2 separate regions of the Homo sapiens genome follow, and region 1 is linked to region 2. A link is an interaction called in ENCODE POLR2A ChIA-PET data of the cell type or tissue named here. Cell type or tissue: K562. All regions are shown on one strand. Region 1 has its middle 9.2 kb from the start of ZYG11A. Region 2 overlaps ZYG11B (zyg-11 family member B, cell cycle regulator).

What was found. Peaks named below come from ENCODE experiments on the same cell type or tissue, not always from the same donor. Only the 100,000 strongest peaks of a DNase experiment are listed, where the experiment ranks them.
Region 1: POLR2A ChIA-PET joins it to region 2 with 5 read pairs; 7 of 35 experiments call an interaction of 5 or more read pairs at or near these places.

What each region holds. Positions count from the first base shown.
Region 1 is chr1:52,831,041-52,836,040 of GRCh38, reverse strand. No RefSeq gene overlaps it. Among named protein-coding and RNA genes, the nearest start is that of ZYG11A, 9.2 kb to the left of the region's middle. RefSeq lists enhancers at 1-264, 3,269-4,036. In K562, no CTCF peak of the experiment used is centred here; a DNase peak (open chromatin) is centred at 2,220; H3K4me3 peaks cover 273 bases.
Region 2 is chr1:52,735,117-52,740,116 of GRCh38, reverse strand. All of the region lies in intron 1 of ZYG11B (zyg-11 family member B, cell cycle regulator), which reads right to left. Among named protein-coding and RNA genes, the nearest start is that of ZYG11B, 11 kb to the right of the region's middle. In K562, no CTCF peak of the experiment used is centred here; no DNase peak of the experiment used is centred here.

The DNA of each region.
Region 1 (5,000 bases), 96 kb before region 2:
ACAGGGTCTCACTCTGTCACCCAGGCTGGAGGCAGTGGTGGGATCTTGGCTTACTGCAACGTCGACCTCTGGGTCCCAGGGTTCAAGCGATTCTCCTGCCTCAGCCTCCAGAGTAGCTGGGATTACAGGCACGCACCACCATACCTGGCTAATTTTTGTATTTTTGGTAGAGACAGGGTTTCACCATGTTGGCCAGGCTGATCTAGAACTCCTGATCTCAAGTGATCCGTCCGCCTCGACCTCCCAAAGTGCTGGGATTACAGGCATGAGCCACTGCGCCCAGCCCCCCTTTATTTATTTATTTATTTTTTTGAGATGGAGCCTTGCTCTGTCGCCCTGGGCTGGAGTGCAGTGGCGCGATCTTGGCTCACCACTTCTGCCTCCTGGGTTCAAGCTATTCTTCTGCCTCAGCCTTCCGAGTAGCTGGGACTACCGGCTCCCACCACCATGCCTGGGTAATTTTTTTTATTTTTTATTTTTAGTAGAGATGGGGTTTTACCATGTTGGCCAGGCTGGTCTCAAACTCCTGACCTCGAGTGATCAGCCCGCCTCGGCCTCCCAAAGTGCTGGGATTACAGGCATGAGCCACCGCGCCTGGCCCAATCTCACTGCTTTTGTGCCTCACTTCTGATTCCTGTACGCCACTTTACCTTTTTTATCTATACATTTGTTCTGACCACGCGGCACCCCAGGAATCTCTGTGAATCTGCTGTGATTCTGGGGACTGCCTGATTCACGAATGGTTCATTGCTCAATTAAACTTCTTTAAATTTAATTCGGCTGAAGTTTTTCTTTTATCAGATGGTGTCAGAAGCGGGTTCTGAAATGGAGCTTCTAGCGACCCCAGGAGTGCTGAGTGAAGACAATGCAGGACCCATTTTTGTGTCCATGGATCTCTCAGAGTGGCTGGGGATCATCGTAAGCTCCCTCTCAGATTTTGGAGCTCCATGGATTTGTGTTTTGGAGTTTGAGAAAATTTCTGATCCAAACTGGGTTTGGAGTTGCGACAGAAACTGGACTGGGTCCAGGAACAGGTTTGATCTGGGAATTAACTGGCTTGGATCAAGTTAGAGGCCTCTTACATCTGACTGGGTCAGAAAGGAACTGGTGGTAAAGCAGTAATATTGCAGGGGTTATAAAATTTGGCTTTTGAAAATTCACATGGATTTTTGTGTTCTGCCCCTTTGTTTCATTTTTTGTGCATGCTTACGTAGGAAAAAAAGTCATTGGCTAAGTTAATCAAGAGAACCTGAGTAAAGTCAATATTCTAGGGAAAAATGGGAAAATGGGATCCTTAATTTCTGGAAAACTGAGTTCTTTTTGGGTTATACATTAGGCCTGGGAGGCAGCGAAGTCTTACAGAAATGGCAAAATCTTACTAAAGGTGACTTACAGTGGAATGTGCCGAATGAACAACAATGCACTGAAGTACATTTAAACATGAGGGCTCTTCGTAAAGCCCCTTTTGGCTAAGAACAGGTTTGGTACTACAGCATGTCAACTGCTATTCTCTTTGGAATAATCTGCCTTGCACTCTTTGCTGAAGGCTGTGAGTGGCCATTAGGCATGTACAGGATCATGGGACGGGGGAGCGTTTTCCCCCCTAAAAGGGGAAACTTGAGAGCTGATGAGACTGCTGGAAAAGATCCCTTTGCTACCGAGAAGCAGCTGACTGAACTTTTCAGAGTCGTTGCAATGGGTGGGTCTTTCTCTGGCTTCCCTGATCATTTCACCTTCCCAACCCTGCCGCAGGCAATGCTTTTTTCTCTCTCTCCCTTTCTTTTCTTTTTTTATTTTGGGTTGGAGTCTTGCTCTATCACCCAGGCTGGATGGAGTGCAGTGGCAAGATCTTGGCTCACTGCAACCTCTGCCTCCCGGGTTCAAGCAATTTTCCTGCCTCAGCCAACTGAGTAGCTGGGACTACAGGCGTGCGCCACCACGCCCAGCTAATTTTTTGTATTTTTAGTAGAAACAGGGTTTCACCCTGTTGGCCAAGCTGGTCTTGAACTCCTGACCTGAAACAATCCGCCCGCCTTGGCCTCCCAAAGTGCTGGGATTACAGGCATGAGCCACCTTGCCTGGCCCGGCTCCCTTGCTTATCTTTTCTGTTACTCAGGGCGACCATCTTGCCCAGAGACCACAGGTTGAAATTCCTGGTCGGAGGTTGGATTAACGATGATGGGGCACAACCAGAGGCAAGTTTGAGCTCTGTCAGTTTGATATTGGGTGCTAAGCAGAGTGACTAATGTCTGTTTTGTCACACGTATCTTGCTCTGGCCAGAACGAAGAAAGATAATTTTCTTTTATGATGCGGCTTGGCCCCCAGAGTGATGATGCAGCAAGCTGAGTCACTAGGGCCACTCAGGGAAAGGGAACCCAGAAGCCTGGCATGCTGGCAAAAGGGTAGGAATTTTTTTTTTTTTGAGACGGAGTCCCGCCCTGTCGCCCAGGCTGGAGTGCAGTGGCATTATCTTGGCTCACTGCAAGCTCCACCTCCCGGGTTCACGCCATTCTCCCACCTCAGCCTCCCCAGTAGCTGGGACTACAGGCGCCCGCCACCACGCCCGGCTAATTTTTTTTTTTTTTTTTTTTTAGTATTTTTAGTAGTGACGGGGTTTCACTGTGTTAGCCAGGATGGTCTCTATCTCCTGACCTCGTGATCCACCCAACTCGGCCTCCCAAAGTGCTGGGATTACAGGAGTGAGCCACCACGCTTGGCCAGGAATTTCTTACCAGTCAAATTTCTGGCTTCTCTCTCTCTGTGCAAATGGTTGAATGAATGGTAAAAACCACTGTTTGTCTCCATCTTGTTTTACGTCCTTAGGAGCTTGACCTTGTAACCATGTGGCAATACTTTCTCTTGGTCTTTGCCTTCCAGGGAACAATAATTTTAGGGTTTCTGTCATAGTTAGCTCTAAAAATTATCTTTTAACTAAAAGCCTTTGCAAGCTCAAAATTAACTATTCTAAACTCCTTCTGGGAAGGGAAAGAAAAGACTGCCGTGTGCTGTAGCTCAGTAGTCAAGGCTTTGCCCTTTCACACTAGCTCAATTCCCTGCTTAGGAAGTAAGTCCTTTCCGGTTTAATAACTGCATGACCGTCTCTAGTCTCTTCTCCACTGACTATCTTAAATCTTCCTTTCTCTGAGAACCTTCCTGAGTCCTTAACTTTACCTTTGGTAAAGTTCAAAAGCCAGGAATATCAGCCTTTTGGCCTGGCTAAAATTGGGTAATAAGACATTTTAAAAGGATTTTATTAAAGAGTGCTATGGTTAAAAGTCAGCTTAATTAAAAGTGAATATTCAAGTTCTAACAGCCTGGACTCCTTGGGAAAAACAGGAGGCACCAGAGACCCCCTTTCATGGCCCTGTTCTTTCAAGGCCCGGCATTTTTGTTTACCATTTAAGTAAACTACAAAAGAAAAAGGGGGAAGGGAAGGAAAGGAGACAATCAGTCGGCCTCAGGCTATCTTCATTGGGTCGTTTGGAAAGCTGAATCTCCTTGCTATCAGAATAATGTTTCTTCCTTTTAAAAATTTTCAAGTTGGCCTGGCGCTGTGGCTCACACCTGTAATCCCAGCACTTTGGGAGGCCGAGGCAGGCGGATCACCTGAGGTCAGGAGTTCCAGACCAGCCTGGCCAACATAGTGAAACCCCGTCTCTACTAAAAATACAAAAATTAGCCAGGCGTGGTGGCATGCACCTGTAATCCCAGCTACTCAGGAGGCTGAGGCAGAAGAATCTCTTGAAACCAGGAGGCGGAGGTTGCAGTGAGCCAAGATCGTGCCATTGCACTCCAGCCTGGGTGACAAGAGTGAAAGTCCATCTCAAAAAAAAAAAAAAAGAAAGAAATTTTCAAGTTATCATTTTGGCTAAATGACTTACAGTAACTTAAGATTCTATTTTGTAATATTCCATGTTCAATGTTTTAAACCTTTGGTATTTATTTAACCTTTCAAAATCAAGCTCTAGATTATCATGCTAAATCAGCCAATATTCAAATTGTTTAAATATACAATTTGAATGAACTCCATGGTTTAAGTCAAATTACCTGTGATAACCCATTAGTTATCAGTGCCATGCACCTATATTGGAGAAACAACTGGTATTCAATAGGACCTAAGTCCAGTGGTAAGCATGGACTCATGAAGAACCAGGACGGCCACCTTGTCCTTCCTAAGTCCTTAAGCTTTTGTTATTAAAGGTTCTGCATTCCATGACTCGTCATGGAAAAGATAAAATAATTCAAATTATATTGATGCAGTGACTTACAAATTGTGGAAAGTTTAAAACCAATGTTTGCTTCCATATTCCTGGGAAGACAATCAAAACTTCAAGTGTATTTGCCTACCTGATGGGCTAAACATTTATAAAAGGATTTCATTGTATTGTCATTTTCAATGCATGTTTTCTGGTTGTATAAAAACTTTCACATGCATGAGGCTGATATTATAATAGTAGATTATGCTACAGTGTATTTTCACCAGGTAAAGAAAGCTTTTTATGGGTCACTAAGGACAATCCCTTCACAATCTAGAACCCGGAGATTGGATATTCTTTTATATATATATATTTTTTTTTTTGAGATGGAGTTTCACTCTTGTCGCCCAGGCTGGAGTGCAATGGCACCATCTTGGCTCACTGCAACCTCGCCTCCCAGGTTCAAGCGATTCTCCTACCTCAGCCTCCCAAGTAGCTGGGATTACAGGTGTGAGCCACCACACCCGGCTAATTTTTGTATTTTTAGTAGAGATGGGGTTTCACCATATTGGCCAGGCTGGTCTTGAACTCCTGACTTCAGGTGATCCATCTGCTTCGGCCTCCCAAAGTGCTGGGATTACAGAAGATTGAATCTCTTTTTTTCTTCTTTTTTTTTTGAGACAGAGTTTCGCTTTTGTTGCCCACGCTGGAGTGCAATGGTGCGATCTCGGCTCACCCGCAACCTGTGCCTCCCGGGTTCAAGCGATTCTCCTGCCTCAGCCTCCTGAGTAGCTGATATTGCA
Region 2 (5,000 bases):
AAGGTAAACAGAGAAGTGGGGTTAATAATGGAAAGAACACTGGGCTTGCACAGTCAGTTCTGGCTCTGCTACTTACTAGCTGTGTGACCTTAGGAAAGTCAATTAACTTCTCAGTTTCCTTATCTGAAAAATTGAAGCTAAACCTCTTGACTATCCCACAAAATAGTAATGAGGAATAAATGGGACATCCATGAAAATACCTTTAAAACAAGGGCCAGGAGCGTGGCTCATGCCTGTAATACCAGCACTTTGGGAGGCTGAGGCAGGCAGATCACTTGAGGTCAGGAGTTCAAGACCAGCCCGGCCAACATGGTGAAACCACATCTCTACTAAAAATATAAAAATTAGCCAGGCATGGGGGTGGGCGCCTGGGAGGCTGAGGCAGGAGAATCACTTGAACCTGGGAGGCAGAGGTGGTAGTGAGCCAAGATCATGCTACTGCACTCCAGCCAGAGCTTCAGAGTGAGACTCTCTCAAAAAAAAACAAATTAAAATAAATAAATAAAACAAAGTACTTTGCAAATATTAACTTAATTGAAATAAAAGGTCTCTGGTGTGAAAAAGGTGGGTAATACATTGAGAGGTTAGAGCTCAAGTTTACACAAAATTTAAGCCTATAAAAACAGTTTGCCCAGATCCCATAGTACTACAGCTAATAGAATGTATCTACTCTACTCTACTTGCCTTTAACTTGCTAGAATCTTACTACCTTTTCTTTAAGAGATGGAAGGAATCACACAGAGGATTAATATAACCTTTTCATTTTACAAATTTAAAAATGGAGGCATAGAGAGTTAAAATGACTTGTGAAAGTTTACAGGGCCAGCTGGGCACTGTGGCTCTGGCTCAGACCTGTAATTCCAGCACTTTGGGAGGCCGAGGTGGGCAGATCACCCGAGGTCAAGAGTTCAAGACCCACATGGCCAACATGGTGAAACTCTGTCTCTACTAAAACTACAAAAATTAGCCAGGCGTGGTGAGGGGTAACTGTAATCCCAACCACTCGGGGGCTGAGGCAGGAGAATCGCTTGACCCCGGGAGGCGGAGGTGGAGGTGGCAGTGAGCCAAGATCGTGTCACTGCGCTCCAGCCTGGGTGATACAGTGAGACTCTGTCTCCAAAAAAAAAAAAAGGTTACAGGGCCTATGAAATGAAAATTATAAATGTTATATAACCAAGAATATTCCAGCTTTAAAAAAAAAAGTCCTGGCCGGGCATGGTGGCTCACACCTGTAATCCTAGCACTTTGGGAGGCCAAGGTGGGCGGATCACCTGAGGTCGGGAGTTTGAGACCAACATGGAGAAACCCCGTCTCTACTAAAAATACAAAATTAGCCAGGTGTGGTGGTGCATGCCTGTAATCCCAGCTACTCAGGAGGCTGAGACAGGAGAATCACTTGAACTTGGGAGGTGAGGTTGTGGGGAGGCAGTGGTTGCGGTGAGCCAAGATCACACCATTGCACTCCAGCCTTGATAACAAGAGTGAAACTCCATCTCAAAAAAAAAAAAAAGTCCTTAGAAAAGAAAAATATGACATTGAATAGGCATTAAGACACTGGAAAGCTAAGAAAAACATTTATACAAAGGAGAACTGAAGATAACAGAAAAAACAAAAGATCTTTATATAAAGCTATTAAGGCCAGGTGTAGTGGCTCATGCCTGTAATCTCAGCACTTTGGGAGGCCGAGGCGGGCAGATCACTTGAGCTTAGGAGTTGGAGACTAGCCTGGCCAACATGGTGAAACCCGGACTCTACTAAAAAAGTACCAAAATTAGCCGGGCATGGTGTCAAACACCTGTAGTCCCAGCCACTTAGGAGGCTGAGGCTGCAGTGAGCCAAGATGCCACCACTGTACTCCAGCCTGGGCGACAGAGTGAAGACCTTGTCTCAAAAAAATAAAAATAAAGAAAAAGTTAATAAAAGTTTTTAAAAGAATTAACCACCCCTCTAGATTTAGCAGTAACTGATTATTTATTATCTGAGTTTAAACATTCTACTCTCTGGAAGAACACCTCTACAAATTATATAGACAAGTGACTTTCAAGTGTTTATACAAAGGGATACTGCTTCGCAATTCATCTCAAAATCAGGAGGCTGTCTTCTCAGCTCTTCCTGTTAAATCCTTGTGGACAGAACATTTATCCTAGGTCAAAAGTGCCATTTAGGCTAGTAAAAGAAACTATCTGATCTAACATTTCTCACCTACCCAACCTCTTTTCCCCTCAGGGGACCTGTACAGAGTGTTCAATTTTTTTCATCTATCACAACATCTCAGTTAACATTACCTTATGCAATTCTCTATCAAACACACACTGATGAAACATCATACTGCTCAGTATTGTTGTGTTTTTTTTGAGACAGGGTTTTGCTCTTGTTGCCCAGGCTGGAGTGCAGTGGCACGATCTTGGCTCACTGCAACCTGTCTCCTGGGTTCAACCAATTCTCTTGCCTCAGCCTCCCAAATAGCTGGGATTACAGGCATGCCACCACGCACAGCTGATTTTTGTATTTTTAGTAGACATGGGCTCCCACTATGTTAGCCAGGTGGTCTTGAACTCCTGACCTCAGGTGATCCGCCCGCCTCGGCCTCCCAAAGTGCTGAGATTACAGGCGTGAGCCACCACCAGCCAATATTGTTCAGTTCAATATTGATAAGTACTTACTACATGTCAAGCACTATGCTAAGTGCTTATGACATGAAACTGTAAAAACACAGCACTGTCCTGCCCTCAAAGAGCTCACAATCTGGAGACACAGCCAGCCTCATTAACAAATAATAATACCACAGAAAACAACTGCTATAACCAGGGCACATACACTGTACAGGAGAGGCATACAGAAATGCCTAACCCAAGGTTTCCTGGAGGCAACCAAAGCCTTCACAAAGGAGGTAGGGCATAAAGGGACACTTGAAGGTTTAATAATTAAGAAGTAGTACCAGGCACAATGGCTCACGCCTGTAATGCCAGCACTTTGGGAGGCCGAGGTGGGTGGATCACTTGAGGTCAGGAGTTAGAGACCAGCCTGGCTAACATGGTGAAACCCCAGCATTCCAGGCAAAAGAAACAGTGTAAGCAAAACTTAGAGGCACAAAAAACAGCATAATGTTCATGCAGTATTACTGAGCATAAAATGTAAAGATTTTTTCTCATAAAATGAGAAATAAGGCTAAAGCAGTAAAAAAGATCAGATCATAAAGGTCCTAGTATACTACATAAAACACTTTCAGGCCAGGCACAGCGGCTCACACCTGTAATCCCAGCACTCTGGGAGGCCAAAGGGGGCAGATCACTTGAGGACAGGAGTTCGAGACCAGCCTGACCAACATGGCAAAACCCCGTCTCTACTAAAAAATACAAAAATTAGCCAGGCGTGGTGGTTCACGCCTGTCATCCCAGCACTTTGGGAGGCCAAGGTGGGCGGATCACCTGAGGTCAGGAGTTCGAGACCAGCCTGGCCAACATGGTGAAACCTCATCTCTACTAAAAATACAAAAATTAGCTGGGCATGGTGGCAGGTGCCTGTAATCCCAGCTACTCAGGAGGCTGAGGCAGGAGAATTGCTTGAACCTGGGAGGCCGAGGTTGCAGTGAGCCGAGATGGTGCCACTGCACTCCAGCCTGGGTGACAGAGCAAGAATCCATCTCAAAAAAAAGAAAAAAAAGAAAAAGAAAAAAATTAGCTGGGCATGGTAGTGCATGCCTGTGATACTCAGGAGGCTGAGGTGGGAGAATCACTTGATCCCGGGAGGCAGAGGTTCTAGTGAGCTGAGATCACGCCACTGCACTTCAGCTTGGGTGACAGAGAGAAACTCTGTCTCAATAAATAAATAAATAAATAAAACACTTTCATTCAACAACTATTTGCTGAGTCCCTACTATGTGCTAGACATCACCAAGTACACAGGATACAGATCTCTGTAGATTCACTGCTGTCTATATGAATGGCTGTTAGCTGAATTGTGCAGTACAATCTGTATAGCACAGCAGCCCTGTAAGACCACTGTAAACTAGCAGGGCCGAAACTGCAGGCTCCACAAGGATCTTAAGGAGTTCACAAATTCCCATGCATATCAAGTACACTCTGTACACAATAATATCTTGATATTTTTAATGCATAATAGATGTTAGACTTAACAGAGTATCATTTTAAAATATTACTGAATTCCTACTGGACCTGCTTTTTGCTTTTTCTCCCCCACAATTAATATGTTCTGAAAGTATGTTACTGTCCTGTCTCTCAAGGTTTTCAGTGTTAAAAAGGTATCTTCACAGGGTCTATTGTCTCAGACAATAGGGAGGAATTTAAAACTTCTGAGTAGGAAGACCAAGGCAGGCAGATCACTTGAGGTCAGGAGTTCGAGACCAGCCTAGCCAACATAGTGAAACCCCATCTCTTCTAAAAAATACAAAAATTAGCCGGGCATGGCAGTGGGCGCCTGTAGTTCCAGCTATTCAGAAGGCTGAGGCAGGAGAATCACTTGAACTCGGGAGGCGGAGGCTGCAGTGAGCCGAGATCGCGCCACTGCACTCCAGTCTGGGTGGCAGAGAGAGACTCTGTCTCAAAATAAAAAAAATTCTGAGTAGGAAGAGTGGCACGCCTCCAGTCTTTTCTCATTCCACCCTTGCCTAGTTACTATACAATTTCTTTTTCTTTCATTTATGAGCCTGAAAAATCTTAATCACAATTACTTAGTGTGAGAATAATACTTGTAGCATTAAGTTTGTCAAAGAAATACTTAAGTGCTGAAGACATATTGTTCTTCAAAGTGCTTTAGAAAAGTGATTTGGGCCGGGCACGGTGGCTCATGCCTGTAATCCCAGCACTCTGGGAGGCCGAGGCAGGCGGATCACCAGAGGTTGGGAGTTCGATACCAGCCTGACCAACATGGAGAAACCCCTCTCTACTAAAAATACAAAATTAGCCAGGCATGGTGGCACATGCCTGTAATCCCAGCTACTAGGGAGGCTAAGGCAGGAGAACCGCTTGAACCTGGGAGGC